Regions from separate parts of the Homo sapiens genome. Here region 2 is linked to region 1. The links are chromatin loops, found by intact Hi-C in ENCODE. Cell type or tissue: GM12878. All regions are shown on one strand.

What was found. A loop is a pair of places that touch in the nucleus more often than their neighbours do. Peaks named below come from ENCODE experiments on the same cell type or tissue, not always from the same donor. Only the 100,000 strongest peaks of a DNase experiment are listed, where the experiment ranks them.
Region 2: it touches region 1 in a loop (2.5-fold over the local background); 21 of 110 quality-filtered maps call a loop at or near these places.

Annotation. Positions count from the first base shown.
Region 1 is chr6:129,602,120-129,610,119 of GRCh38, forward strand. ARHGAP18 (Rho GTPase activating protein 18) reads right to left here. Exons shown (of 15, transcript NM_033515.3): 9 at 5,774-5,933; 10 at 3,758-3,840. Among named protein-coding and RNA genes, the nearest start is that of ARHGAP18, 100 kb to the right of the region's middle. In GM12878, no CTCF peak of the experiment used is centred here; a DNase peak (open chromatin) is centred at 4,692; H3K4me3 peaks cover 315 bases; H3K27ac peaks cover 3,921 bases.
Region 2 is chr6:129,658,378-129,666,377 of GRCh38, forward strand. All of the region lies in intron 1 of ARHGAP18 (Rho GTPase activating protein 18), which reads right to left. Among named protein-coding and RNA genes, the nearest start is that of ARHGAP18, 48 kb to the right of the region's middle. RefSeq lists enhancers at 4,123-4,192, 4,223-4,272 and a silencer at 4,293-4,372. In GM12878, no CTCF peak of the experiment used is centred here; a DNase peak (open chromatin) is centred at 4,214; H3K4me3 peaks cover 220 bases; H3K27ac peaks cover 3,972 bases.

The DNA of each region.
Region 1 (8,000 bases):
GCCTTCTTCTTTTGTTCTAGAACAACAGTAACTATAACTGCACAGGTATTCAATGTTCTCTATGAATGAGGCAGTTTATGAAGCACGATAGAGATTACTTAATCCTAACTTGGAGACAGATGCTGTAATTACCTCCATTTTACAGATCAGAAAACAATGTTTGGAGAATGTAAGTAACTTCCTGGTGGTCATACAGCTAACAAATCCTGAGAAAGAATTTAATTACAGGTCTATCTGGCTTTTGTTTCTAAATTCTTAACTATTAAAAGAATCATTTTTTCAGAGTTAGCCTAAAATCCCTACCCTAAAAAGGCCAAATATACTATACTAAAATGGAAAAAGGAAAAAAAGTATCTATCTTCCAAAGAATTTCTGGAAAAAAAAATTCCTGTAAGTGCTAACAGGTTGCTTTTGAATCAAGTATAACTGCTATATAGACCTTGAAACTTTGAAACAAATTAAGGACAGAGCTTTAATATCTAACAATGAGATTTATGTATCTAATTTCTAGTACAGTGCTCAGGAAGTTAAATTGTAATCCAAGCATAAAGTTATATAAAACAACATGTTCTCAAATGAGGACAAAAGATTAATTGAAGTTTGGAAAAAATATTTAATTTTGTTCCACAGAGACCAGAATAATTGTTCAGGGACCAGTGTATCTCTTTCTTTATGAGCATAAATTACAGACATTAGGTAATAAACCGTTTTAATTGTGGTGTGCATATGTAATAACGTTACTCAAAATACTACTATCAGAATACTAGAGAATAAGAGAGAGAGTTGACATAAAATTAACGAGATGTTAGCCCAGCCCTTGCTGAAGGAACTGCAGAATTTTCTATCTGAACCTTCAGAATTTCCCCTTTATATATATATATATATAATTTCAATAGTTTTTGGGATATAGGTGGTTTTTGCTTACATGGGTAAGTTCTTTTGCGGTGATTTCTAAGATTTTGGTGTGCCTGTCACCTGGGCAGTGTATAAGCTACCCAATATGCAGTCTTTTATCTCTCACCCTTCTCCTACGCTTCCACCGAGTTCCAAAAGTCCAGTGTATCATTCTTATGCCTTTGCATCCTCATAGCTTAGCTCCTACTTATAAGTGAGAACATGCAATATTTGGTTTCTCATTCCTGCTTTACTTCACTTAGAATAATGGCTTCCGGTTCCATCCAAGTTGTTGCAGAGGCCATTATTTCATGCTGTCTTATGGCTGAGTAGTATTACATGGTGTATGTGTGTATGTGTGTGTGTCTGTGTGTATCTATCACATTTTCTTTATACACTCATGAGAACTTCTCCTGTTTCAAAAAATATTTACTTTATCACTGGCCTGGTGGTATCAATCACCGGGTTCACTCTCTGAAAAGCCAGGTTTGAGTACCAGCACAATTACTTAGTAGCTGGGTATGATGTTACATCTTTACATACCTCTGCTCTTTAAAGTTTTCTGATTTGTAAAATGGGAGTACTTATCTCTCAGCCTGGAAGGATTGAAACAATGTATATAATGAGCTTCTTAAAACTACAAAAAAGATAAATGTCAAGAATTATATTAACATGGATCCCCTCTTGCTATCTTAAAATCAGTCTTCACTATTGTTCCAAGTCAAAGGTAGGTGTGATCATTGGTCCAAATGCACCATAATTCAAAGTGAAAAGTAACTGTAGTTAAGCAGCTTGCCCAAACACACCTGTCACTTTACTACCACACCAAGATGTGGTATTTAACATGGTGCCTCCTAACCCTTAGACTTGCTGTAGCAATATTCCAAACAACCATGCACATGATTCTGTCCTTCAGATGACAACTGAAGGCGTGCTGCTAGCACTGGATAAGTCAGGGAATTTTGCGTTAGACTTCCTGAAATTATATTGCATTGGAGTTTCCCTTCCCTTTTACAGAACTAAATTTATGGCTTATTCTTTGCACATATGGCATTCTTGTTCAAATGTTCTATTATTAAAGTTCTAGTTTGAAACCTTCAGCAGAGCTGGCTAATTAAGTCACTAAAGCTTAAGTAAACATGTAAAATTACTTGTTTGCATCTTCCAGTTTTTTACCAAAAATAGTACTCCCCCCCCCCTTAATTATAAAATTATCTTTCCGATAGCCTCATACACAAAATGTAAGAACTATCCTATAATTTTAAAACTATTTTTTAACAGAATTTTTAAAAGAATATGCCTGGGACTTTGAGGGCAAAGCCCGAAGAAGAGTTCCAGCTCAGCCACACCCAAAGCAGCCATATTGAATTGAATGCTTCCTCCTACAACTACTTGAACTCATTTGAATGTAGGGGTATCTTAAGTAAATCATAAGTTTTCCAGTACCCACTGCACACTGGGCATTGATAGGGTCGTCAATGAGTAAGAAAAAGATGTTCCTCCCTATTTCTGAGTAGTTGAAGCCCTGTGTCGGGAGCACTGCTGACAAGCTGAGGACATGTTAGATCGTCAGCCCCACTTTGTCCTGGGCCATATGTCCCTGTCTCAGCCACAATCTACACACACTTACACAGTAGCCCTGGGCACACACTCTTTGAATATAACCCTTTCTGAGTTGACCTCTGTCTCAAAAGCAAATTGAAATAAAACCTAATGCTGTCTTCTGGGTTATTCATTTGACAACCAGTGAAGCAAAAGGCTTTTTTTCTGATTTAGGAAAGGGAATAACCCTTTGGAAGTTCTCCTGTAGCGGACGTAGCGTTTTACCTCCAGTAATCCCCATAAGCTGCTTCATCAAGAAAAGTTGAGTATTAATATTCATTCCATGGGCATTAAAGAACTATCACTCATGCAGTTACAATTCAAGGAGTTTTAATGAATTACAGGAAAAAAATTCCAAGATGTACCAACTAGTAAATTTGTTTTCTTAACTTGAAAGCTCTTGTCATGAGATTTCATCTTAAATAGAAAAAAATGAAGAGGGTAAAGAAGCCCTTTACCCATATAAAAAATATTTTTAAGGCAAGGGAAAAACTTAAGATAATACTTTTACTAAGTTAATTTTTTTTCCTTTTTCTAAGAGTTTATAATTAAACCTTTTACAACTACTCTATAAACTCTGCTGTTAAGGAAAATAAATCAGTGTGGCACAATCCCTGATTATAAGAGCTTCTGACAACACTTAAAGTAGATGATATTAAGTTATATAAACATTAGAGCAAATCACTTCAAAATGGTGATATAAATCAGAAACTCCGGATGAACCCTTAGAGAAATAATTAGAATTTGTTTGAGTTGGTCTATCTTTTGGCTAACAATTGTGTCAAATCACCATTATGACTCACTTCAAAATCTACCATTTCAAACTACAAACTGTCATATCTTTAGGTAGTAGTGGGTTATATTTGATAAAACTTAGGATTTTTGTTTTAAACATTTATATTTTACCTTACTGCTACCTGCTTATTAAATATAATTTGATAAATGCAAAAAAAAGAAATAAGAAGGAGAAAAAAAACAAAAAACCACCCACGTTTCCATTAACCGACGAACCTCAATCGTCTGGTTTGGAAGAAGAAATGTTACAGTGAAAATTAAAAAAAACAAAAACTTAATAACATTAGTAACATAACAACCTCATAAAGAGTTAAAGGCTTTCACCCTCTGTCCTTAAAAGTAGGCTTTTTCTTTATAGACTTTTATGACCATGTCCAAGATACACATCTTATTGTTTTGCCACAAATAATGAAAAATTACTGTGCTTACTTCTAAGGGATATTTAATGTAAATTAACCAAGCTGACCTTCAGTGTGTCCCTGTTTGCATCAGGTAGGAGGATGACAAGAAGGTTCAAAGCCTGTAGTTGCTGCTTCTTGGTTGGAAGATCTGCAGACAAATTAAATAAATCTGAACTCTTTTCTTCAGTGAACATTTTCCTTTACTTTATTTTTTCACTTTTTAAGAAAAAAGTTATTTGGCATAAACATGACTGTAAAATGTAAGACACAACGACTGAGCTGCAAGCCTTGTTGAGAGTGTGTTTGTGGGAGATCAGCAGAAGCAGCTGCTGTTAGGAGCTTCCTCTCTCTCAGAATGCTCACTTCCAACTGTGATCATATGACGTGCGGCCTTATGTTTGCAGACACACAACAGTGCTTTGGAAATAATTTTAACTTCTGCGTGATAATTATTCCCCAATGAAAAGACATAGAGGATTGGACCTTCCATGATACAGTATCAGGGTGCGTCCGTAACAGTGGTTTGTTTCTTTTAATGGCGAGTGAACAAATGCATGGTAAGAGTCCATCAGTTCCAACAGGAATATGTAAAATAGGGCCTGGAACACAATAGGTGCTTATAAATGCCTGTGGAATAAATTAGAAAACGAAGCAGCAGCTCAACAGTCTAAGAGGTGCATTATTATCATTGATGTTATCATTTTCAGCAGCCCTTACCCCATTTAAGTAATACTCATGGATATTTAGAATCATTCCAGCATTTCTTTTTCAGCAATAAATTTGGTCCTTTAATCCATATCCAGGAAATGTATGCAACGTAGCACAATTTAAACATTAAAAAATATTTCCCACAGAAGGTAATTTATTCTATTTAAAGAAGAAACATGTTAAGAAAAAAATACTTTAAACAGAAGAGATTTCAGTTCCGTCTCTCCTAGAAATTCTGAAGAAATGTCATGATACGAGATGACTCATGAAACCATCTCAATATTGTATGTGTTAAGAATAGCCTGGTACAGTTCTGGTTGAAACTGTAGCTCACCGCAATTTATTCTTTTTTTTTTTTTGAGTCAGAGTCTCACTCTGTCTCCCAGGCTGGAGTACAGTGGTGTGATTTTGGCTCACTGCAACCTCCACCTCTCAGGTTCAAGTGATTCTCTGCCTCAGCCTCCCGGATAGCAGGGATCACAGGTGCGCACCACTATGCCTGGCTAATTTTTGTATTTTTAGTAGAAATGGGATTTCACCATATTGGCCAGGTTGGTCTTGAACTCCTGACCTCAAGTGATCTGCCCGCCTCAGCCTCCCAAAGTGCTGGGAGCTCACCATAATTATTAATAGTGCCCCTTTTCATTCTTATAAGTGTCCCTGTTTAAAAGATAAAGATACAGTTACTTGAAGGCAGTGATGGCATTTTTACTTTTCTTCATGGCCTCTAGGTGTAAAATGGATAATTAGGCCAGTAGATAAACCTTATAAGATCTAGGTTCACTGGAAAAAGAATCGAGAACTATTAGAGACACTAATGTGTAGCTTGCCCAAGACGACAAAATGGCAGTACATAAGAAGCAGCTTGTGACCTTCCACCAATGAGGCAGCAAAATGCTTTGCTCCACACTTCTGCATGACAACCTCAGAATTTAATTTTTCAAGAAATGCTCAGAGACCCTACCACTTCTCCTTGTGCTTTTATGATAACTGTTCATCCACAGCTTCTCCAGTAAGTGTTGCTTTTTAACACTTGGCAAGAAAATTGTATCAGAGATCTTATGTGACTCATTCTATTATAAGAGAAACATGAAGTTTCCAGGTTTTAACACTGAAATATATTGTATTGCTTAAATGTCGTGCAATTAATCTGTACCCAAAGAGAACATTCTGTTATCTGTTTACTCAGGAATGCATATTTATAAGAAAAACAGAAAACAATGCATGGCAGCTGAGCACCCACTGACATCAGTTGAGTCAATATGTCCACCCAAATACGTCTGGTTGCGTTCTTTGTGATGCCAAATGTCATTAAAACAATTAACATAGATGGCACCAGCAGAAGGACTGCTTCAAAGAGGGATAGCACTTACTCTGGACAGCCTGAAAGGCTTTGAGATACTCCACACTGAGCAGTGGCTGGGGCAACTCCCGAATGAAGAGCTTCAGCAGGCTGGCGGCATCATGCTGTTTGACACTTTCCCAATTAAAAGTCCCTTCATAAAACTTTGCTTCTAGTTCTTGGCAAAGATTCTGATAGGCACGAAAAAAAAAAAAAAAAAAAAAAGAAGCAGCTAGAAGTGCATTTTTTTTCTTGCTGAGAGTATGACACATTTTCACTTTCAAGAGACTCTGCTCTTTAGACAAGACAAATCAGACTACCAAAAGTCAATATTTCTTTTACTCAGAAAAAAAACTACTCCTCTCCTCTAATCCAAATGTACTTTACCAACAAAAAACTGTACCTAAGGCCAAAAAACATTTTAAAATTTATACTTTTTCCTGGACATTCCACAAACTGTAAGTAATAAAGTTTTAATTAAGAGACTGGTTAAAATAATTGTTCCATTTGGGGGCTTCATCTACATATTATAAATCTTCGTTAAATTAAGAAAAAAATCATTAAAAAAGAAGTATATGTTTTAAATTTAGAAGTATATTACATAAAAAAATACATAATCAGTCTCTGGGACTAAAACAGAAGGCTACCTCTGATTAGTCACCTACGGGAAATGGAAAACCCAATTTTATAGTAAACGAGGCAAGAAAATACATCAATATACCTGTCTTTAATGCACAGCCATCCTGCTGCCAGCTGCAAAAAACAGTCTGAGTCCATGCAGAATTAGAAATATCTAGTTCACTTACCTCAGAACTCTACAAAATTTGTCAGGCAAATTATTACTAATAAATCAATTGAGTTTTGTAATTACTATTTTTTGTATACTTCTTTACTATATATAAATCCTATCACGTTAAAAACCATCACAAGTTTCTGTCACTTTCCTCTGTTACATGAAACCATTCTCCCAAAGTATGTTCTTTGTTTTCTTGTAAGGCAAATTACCACATTTTCTCTTCCTAACACAACAACCATTCTCTACCCCCAATTATTTTTGTAATTGATGAAATAGGTGAAGGGGAGTGGCAAAGACAGAAAAAGAAATAGAGAGGAGGGAAGAGGGAGTGAGAAAAGGAGGAAGAGGAAAAAAAAAAGAGGAGGGAGGAAAAGATAGAAAAAGGGAGTGGGAGATAGGGAGGGAAGGAAGAGGAGAGAGAGGGGGCATGGAGGGAAAGAATGAGGGGGGAAAGAATGAGCAGGGAAAGAATGAGGGAGGAAAGGACAACAGAGGAAGATCCAGAGAAGAGAGGCAGAAAAAATGGAGGGAGAGGGAGAGAGAATAGTACAGAGAAATTTGGTGGGGCCAGGGGGAAAAGAGACAACCAACATTTTTGCATATTATCTTTTAAATTATTTATAATGGACCAGCTGCTGCATAATTTGGCATATGACAACAGGCTGGGTTGAAGAGTTGAGCCAGCTGAATCCACTTAATTGGCCTTCTTAGAAATTACACTTAGTTAAACTTGTCCTTCTGCCAGCCTTCTCGTTGCAAAGTAAAATCTGCATTATATTCACTATTCTGTACTGAAGTAAATGTATTTTTGCCTCCTGTGAGCTGGCCATTGCAGTCTGCTAGTGAGGGCCCGAGTGCTTTGAACTCGGTGAATTGAGGACTATCTTGCCAATGTGGGTAATATGAAGTTATGTTTGTTACCTGTTTCTGAGGAATTATATCTTTGTTAGTGAATGTACTTAAAAGAACTCGTCTCAGAATCACACAATGTCCACTAGTGGCAAACGTGCTATAGGTGTTACATGAAGTGAGACAATGACAAGCTATGAAACTTACAAACACCACAGTTTCAGGGAGCTCTAAGTACCAGACACCAAACCCAGGGGACACAAGTGGAAAATTATGATCAGAATATATCAGGTTACTCGAATCCTATTAAAATGAGATCACTATGTAGTAAGAGCCAAGGAGGCCGAAACTGGTGTCCTAAATCAAGGCAACTTATCAAAAAAAGCAGGTGATGCAAACTGTGAAATGTATAAAGAGTAATTCCAATCCTGGCAACACCACAGCCCATTAGAAGCAGGCCAGGACAGTGTGCACTCCCCAAGAAACACTTAGTCCTGATCCAGCTCTAACGATTTCATAAAGAATGGGGTTATGAAAATGAAGAGAGATTCTCTCTCTTTTCTCCTATTTTCTCTTGGATTTTCAAATTCAGGAAGACAATGTATTGGATGTG
Region 2 (8,000 bases), 56 kb after region 1:
ATTACAAAAAAATTAAAATAAAATTGCCTTAGGCACCTCAAATGGAAAAAAAAAAAACATAAAAGTGATAGAATCCTTAAGCTTTAAACACTGAAAAACTGATTAAGCAGAAGGTATCAATGATGGCATGCAATGTGTATAATTTTAAATCAGCAAAATTAGTGAGAAACTGTGTGGACATCAGGGTTGAGGATGCAGACAAATCTTACGCTAAAATTTTTCACTTTCCATTTCTAATCCCCTAGGTCATGGTAAAAAGAAAAACAATATATTTTGAGTTTTCTATTTATAGGTAACAGTAACATCTGACATATGATAAAGTTCTTCAGTTTGGTGATTCAGTAAGAATCAAGAGAATCATCTCAAAAACACAACTTGAACTGAGTTCACTGGTAGAGTCTTCACTGAAACAAATTTAAAGTCAGTAACTCATAAGAATTGAAAACAACTAAACATCACTTTATGGAATCTTAAAAAGCACAATTGTGGGGGTAATGGGAAACCTTCCGGAGGTGCTTCAAATATGAGAAATAAATTGATATTTTAGAACAGTGCTGGCCAATAGAAATAAAAGGTGAGGACGAAAGTTATTTAATTTTTTTTTAGTAACTACATTTACAAAAGTGAAAAGCAGATCAAATTAATGTTAATTTTAACCCACGCAATATACACCAAATATCATCACTGCAACATGTAATAAATATGGCAATTATTAATGAAATCCTTTTTATTCCATTCTATGTCTTTGAAATCCTGCACATAATTTGCACTTCCATCATAACTAAATTTGGAGCAGACAGTCCAAGTGTTCAATGACCACAGGTTGCTGATGACTACTGTCTTGACAGGGTAGCTTTAGAATGAATGAGGCAGTAGGCAGGTTCTCCTCGTAGAGCCCAGCAGAGACAATTGCTGTCATTCCTTCTCACTGCTAACATGTACAAGTTAATGCCTGTTTATCTACAAAACATTTATTTTCTCATTGACTCAGCAAATATTCAGAGAAAACCTACTTTATTCCACACTATGCCAAACTGTGGAACGCAGGTGTACTTCAGACAAGATAGGCCTAGAATTTTTTTTATTTTATTTTATTTTATTTTTTATTTTGAGGCAGAGTCTCACTGTCACCCAGGCTGGAGTGCAATGACACAATCTCGGCTTACTTCAACCTCCACCTCCTGGGTTCAAGTGATTCTCCTGCCTCAGCCTCTGTAGTAGCCAGGATTACAGGCACTCGCCACCACACCCTAGCTAATCTTTTTTGTATTTTTAGTAGAGATGGGGTTTCGGCATGTCGGCCAGGCTGGTCTTGAACTCTTGGTCTCCCAAAGTACTGGGATTATAGGTGTGAGCCACCATGCCCGGCCTGGGCCTAGAATTTAGAAGGCAACAAAGACATGTGCAACTCCATATCCTAAGTGGTAAGTGCTATGGAAGCACATATTAGGGAAGTCACAAGCTCTAGTGAAGGGATCCGTTGAAGGCTCCACAGAAGAGTGACATGAGCCGGAGGTTGAGTAGGAGTCTACCAGGTAGAACGTGATGAGAAAGGCCTTCAAGGCATGGCAACCACACAAGCAAAGACAGAGTAGCAAGCATGGACAGTGGGTTTAGAGAACCGTGAGTGCGGTGATGTAGACAGACTGCATTCATTTTCAGGGAGGTACAACCCCCTGGGGGAGGGAGAAGGCACCAGATAGGGGGTTGGGGTTGGAGGGAATAAGGCTGCCGCCAAATCCTGCAGGACCTTGCTTGTCAAATTAAGAACCCTGGAATGCAGGCAGTACGACAATGGAAAGTTTTTAAACAAGCAAATGTCACTATCAAATTCCTGTTTTAGAAAGATAATTCTGAGAAGGCACATCCTGAGACAGCCTGGGGCCAAGATGCTGTGGCGTAAACAGATCGCTGAGCGATGATAAGGTCCTGAATCCAAAGGGCATTGGTAGAAACAAAAGTGAAAGGACACATTCAAGAAGCTTTTCCCAAAGAGAATGCCTGGGTGACCAATTAGATAAAGTAGATGAAGGAAACAGAAGAAACAAAGATGATTCCACAGTTTGTTCTTGGACAGGAGGGTAGATGGCAAAGTCATTAACTGAGAAAGTGAAGATAGGAAAAAAAAGAGCAGGTTTGGCAGAGAATGTGACACCCTCAGTTTGGACCTGCTGAATCTGAGGTATGTTGGAGACCCTTGCTACCTAAATGTGCTCCACGGACCAGCGGCACCAGGCATCAAGCTTGCCAAAAAGGCAGAATCTTAGGCCCCACTCCAGATTTGTTGGATTCAAATCTGCATTTTAACAAAATCCCAAGGTGACGCCTGTGCACAGTCAAAATAGACAAGAACTGATCTAGACATCTGGAAGTCTAGGTTGTGCCCATGAAAGAGTTACTGGCTGGAGATAATTTTGGAATAATTAGCATATCCATGAGGGTTAAAATGATAGGAGTGAAAGAGCTCAACGAAAACAAATTTAGGATGAAAGAATCTGTGTGTGGTGTGAGGGAGTATGCATGTTTGGAATTGAAATAAAGAATCATCATAAAGGTCTACAATGACTTTCTTGTTAAGTACATTAAAAACGGAACCAAGAAGAAAAGGAAGAGGAGGAGGAGAAAAAGAGGACACAAAACCTTTAAAAAAAAAAAAAAAAACCAAAAGAATCACAATGGTGAATTAACATTAAAGCTATAAAGAACTTCTTTTTATGATTAAGACAAACTCGTATTAATGTTCCTTAATAGTCAGGGATGCTAGGCAACAAAAATTTGATACGAGTGGAAGCAGAAATAAATGGAAACTATAAAAAAGAAGTGGAAGCAGCCAGGTGTGGTGGCACACACCTGTAGTCCTAGCTTCTGGGGAAGCTGACGCAGGAAGATTGCATGAGCCTAGGAGTTCAAGTCCAGCCTGTGCAAGAATCTTAAAAAAAAAAAAAAAAAAAAAGTGGGATACAAAATATGGATAATTTGTTTAATAATAATTTGTAAAAAAGTTAATATATGGGATGATGAATATAAAAATATTAACAGTGGTTTGCCTTGATAATAGGATTATACTTTGTTCATTCTACTTTACTGTTTCTTTCCCCCTATTTAATAAATATCCACCCTTTTTCTCTTTAAATGAAAAAAAAAAAAAAGACACTATTTGCTGGGGTGGGGGAATCAGAAGGCCTGGATTCTTGGCTAGTTTTACCAAGCAGCTAACTGACTTCAGGCAAGTCATTTCACCTCTGCATGCCACAGTCTCCTCCGCTGTATAATGAGGGGCTTGAGAACAAGATGTTCTCTTCTAAGAAGATTTCCAGCTGTGACTTTCTATGAACCAAATTGGCAGCAAGGTGAGATTCATGTGATGTCTCTAAACTCTCCCTTGACAACACCACAAATAACGTGCAGGGTATCCGTTCGGCCCTCCACCCTCAGCCCATCCCAGTCTCTTCATCCCACCAGCTCACCCAGCGAACAATTTTCCTGGAGTTTTGTTCAGAACCCAACAGCTGTTTAGAGCTGGTTTCAAGTCCACCAAGCAGTCATCTGTGTCCTCTGTTTCCCAGGTGACACTGTTGTCACTACCTGGTGTTGCCACACACACACACACACACAGAACACAAAGCCCCTGAAACCAAGGGCCCCTCCCAAGATCCACGCAAGCTGCAGCTCTCTGAGGCATAATACTCTCTGAAGGCTCCATGCTAGATGCCAAATGATTAAAAACCATTGTGCATAATTACCATTCCATGTAAAAAGCCTTAAAATATATCTTTAATGGTTTTACTGCAGGTCACAGAAGCAAAGGCAGGAATAGCAAGCTGTGCTCTTTTATGTGGGAGGATAGCGCACATGAATACAAATATGGCAGAAGATGAAAGTACAGCAGACAAGGACAGGCTGCTCTTTCAGCAGTGACAGCAACCCAGTGTGAAGGGCCCATCAGGGCATGGTGCCTGCTTCTCAGCTCCTTGGAACAAATACTCAGTGTAAACACACTCTCTCCTTTTGAAGTGGGTGCAATTTGTCTATTGTCATCCTCTTGCCTTAAATTATGCTCCACTATGGATCTGGAGAGGTGTTTTTGTTCTTCTAGTGCAGAAGTCCTTCACATTAGCCCGTGAACACTACTAAAGCAGTTCTTCTCCTGTAATACATGCTTCCCTCTACAGCAAAGTTGTAGTCAGATGGCCTCCTTCGAGTGATACTGAATGCCCATGTGAAGCCTTCTTTCTGTTTCACTGTGCAAGGATTCACAAGCATGACCTTGTAGCCACAGGCAAAGTTAGCTGTTTGGTTAAAATCAGGGTACCTACAGCTCACATTGATACAAGATTCACTGCTCTCTATGCCTTAATTAATTGGTACTGCTTAAATATAGAGAGGCACATTAGGCTAAACTGAATGTGTAAGTGAGGAACAGTACTGATTAAGCCTGCCACCTCTTAATTCCAACACATCTCAATTCCTAATAAGAAACTTAAAAGCCTAAAATCTGCCAGAAAAAGAGAATTATCATGCATTTGAAATGTAAATGTTAATTAAAATTTTATTATTTATGCTGCCCAGTTGCTTCACTGTAAGAATTAAATTTAATAATTTGTCAGGGGCAATTATCACAATAACGAGACTACCAGGCAGTTGTCATTATAACCCCCCATTTTAAGGATGAGGAAACTGAGGCTTAGAGAAAATCAACATCGCCAGGAAGGTGAAGATGCAACCCAGGCCATGTGGCCACAAAACCCATGCTCAAGACTCTGTATGATAAATGCCTCTGAAATCTGTCCCCAGCAAGGGTAACACAAGCTGTGACAGGGTTTAGAGCTGAAACGACCCTAGAGATCACTAAGTCCAGTCATTCTCAACCTATCTAAGCTTCACAGCTGACTCATCTGAAGAAGAGCAGCAAATACACTGTGATTATCAATGTGCTCAAAGACATATGTGATAGATACGAATGATCCAGTCCCTATCTTGCTCTGACAACACAGGCTTTTTCTTTTTTTCTAGAGATGAAGATAAAAAACAAGGTTCAAGTCTGGTATAAAATCCTCTGCATCCTGTTTCCTACGCCCCAATAATTAAGTCCAGTCCTTAATTACTCAAATGTGAATATGGCAGAACAGAAAAATTGGGTGCTTTGCCCAGTAACATCCAGGTAGTTAATAGCTGCACCAAACATCTAAAAAGGTCTCCTGACTCCCAGTCAGGAAACAGCATAACCAAGTATCCTCCATTAGGACAGATTGTATCGTGACAGAGGAAACACATTACTCTTCAACTTTATCACCAGGGTAATAAAGACAGGCAATAAATACTCTTTTATTGTTAATTATTTTCACTCTGTGAACTTTGACAGTCCAACCCACTAATCTTTTGGCTAAAGAACAATTAGCCACAATGATAGCACTTCACATATTCTCCACCATATCCACACGTACTGAAATCTCCTTTGGAAAGAGCTGTTCATACTAAGATTTTAGCAATCGCAAACTGAAGTCCACCAGGGTGACCTGGCAGCCAGAAGTGTTTTGTTTGGCCAGCAGGGTGTTTCAAACATTTTTAAATTGGTTTACCATGTTTTTTTCTTGTAACATGTTTCTCTGAGCAGGCAGCAGGTGTGGTGGGGCTGGCCCCTTTGAACAGGTTATCTACCTCCCAGTTTGGCACAGCCCCCACCAATCCCATCTGAAAGCTATGCTATCTATGGGTCCCTGTGGGCCTCTGGGTTTGCAGCCTCTGCTTTACTGCGTTAATATTATGGGATTAAAATGGCATGACTCATTATCTCGAACCCATCACCAATGATTGGCATCTGAATTCTGCACCAAATAGGGCTTGCTTTATCAAGACAGCAATAAACATAGCAGGGGATGGGGAGATAGGACTGAACTGATGACCAGGTAGGTTGATTGTGGTCCTTCCTTTATCAGTAAATAGCAGTATTACTTTGATCAAGTCACCTACCCTCAATGGATCATGGTTATTTCCTCATTTGTAAAATAGGAAAGTTAGACTGGCTACTTAAGGTTTTTTTTTTTCAACTTTGAAATCCCATGAGATGTTTCTTACCCAAATTGTGTACAAATAGAGGAATTTTCCCAGGAATAGAGATGTTAGTAAAGAGTGGAACCTGAGAAATGTGGTGTCTTAGGAGTCACCTAGACTAGAATTTGCAACTTGGTTTCATCATTTTCCATGAGATCAAAGGCAAGTTATCTAAAACTCTCAGAGCCTCAGTTTCCTCACCTTCATTCATTTACTCAAGATTGAAGTAAATGAATTTGAGCATCTACTATGTATCAGATACACTCTAAATGCTGGGGATTTAGTAGTGAACAAAACAGTCCGTGGTCTGATGAAACTTACACATTCTAGTGGCAAGGAGACAAAAAGTAAACACAAAGATGTATAACCAGTCAGGTGGTGAGAAGTGCTATGAAAATAAATTAGGTGGGTTAAGAGGATGGGTGGGTAGCAGGGAGCAGTTTATTATAGATGGAAGAGAAGACCTCTCTGATGACACTTGAGCAGAGACCTGAATGAAATGGGGGAAGGGGATAGCGGGCAGGGAGTTTCAGCCATGCAGATATCCGGGTATAGACTGTTCTAGGTGAATAGTTATTATTGAAAATTTGATGATGTGAGAAGCAGAACTCTGACAGAGCCTTTAGCACTTTTTAGAAGTGTGATAAGTTCCTTTCCTCCCACCTCTTCATTCCCCACTTTCCCTCTTCTATGCCTGTTTGTCTTTAGGATCTACTCTCTGCCTTTACATCAGCCCCAAACACAATACAGCAAAGTAGAACAAGGGTTTAATTCCACATTCTAACCAATGACAATCTACATCTGTCAAATCCTATTTTTAATAATCAAGTAAAAAGGCTGGTGCAGTGGCTCACGCCTGTAATCCCAGCACTTTGGGAGCCTGAGGCGGGTAGATCGCTTTGAGCTCACAAGTTCGAGACCAGCATGGGTAACATGATGAAACCCCATCTCTACTAAAAATACAAAAAAAAATTAGCCAGGTGTGGTGGTGCATGCCTGTAGTCACAGCTACTCAGGAGGCTGAGGTGGGAGGATGGCTTGAGCCCAGGAGGCAGTGGTTGCAATGAGCCAAGATCGTGCCACTGCCCTCCAGCCTGGGCAATAGAGCCAGATCCTGTCTCCAAAAAAATAAATAAATAAATAAAAAATAATCAAGTAAGAGAGCCAAGTCTTGCCTCCACTATGTTCTGCGAAAGAACCTTTCATAATAAAATGCTCTAAAATACAAACAGGTAGTTAATAACAACATAGAGCAGAGCAGAAGAGGTTAAGATCACAGTCTCCCTATCAGAAAAGCCTGGATCATATCCCAGCTTTGTTTGCTGCCTGCATGACCTTGATTAAATTGCTTAACCTCTCTGAACCTCGGTTTTTTCACCTGTGAATGAGAGACCAATAATGTTACCTCTTTTCAGAGTTCAGGAGAAACTTGAATGAGATACGTACATAAAACACATGCAATTTTCTTGGCACAGAGGAAAGTGCTCAATGATGTGCATCTCTTTCTATCAGGACTTTTAATTACAAGCTACAGAAATCAACTCTGATATCTTTGCCTGCTGCTAGTCTACTGGCAAAATAAATACATTAAAAATATAAATTAAAATAGAAAAAAATTAACTCTGATGAAACCAAGCAGAAGAGAATTTTATTAAAAGCTTACTAGGTGGCTCCCAGAATGTCCAAAAGCCAGGAATAATGCCTCAGATCACGCCATGGACTGATCCAGGAGCACCAGGGAGCAGCAGATGATGATGCTCACACCAGCAATGCCTGTAGCAATTGACACTGCCCTCTTTTTCTGTGGAAAAGAGGGTTATTCTGCCTCCCAGCAAAGCTCCGAAAGTAGAGAACTCCCCACACCAGAATGAGCGCTCAGATGCTGGGCAGCCAAAAGAACGGCAAGTGTCTAGCCACACCACTAATGCAATACAGTCCTCCTCCCTCCA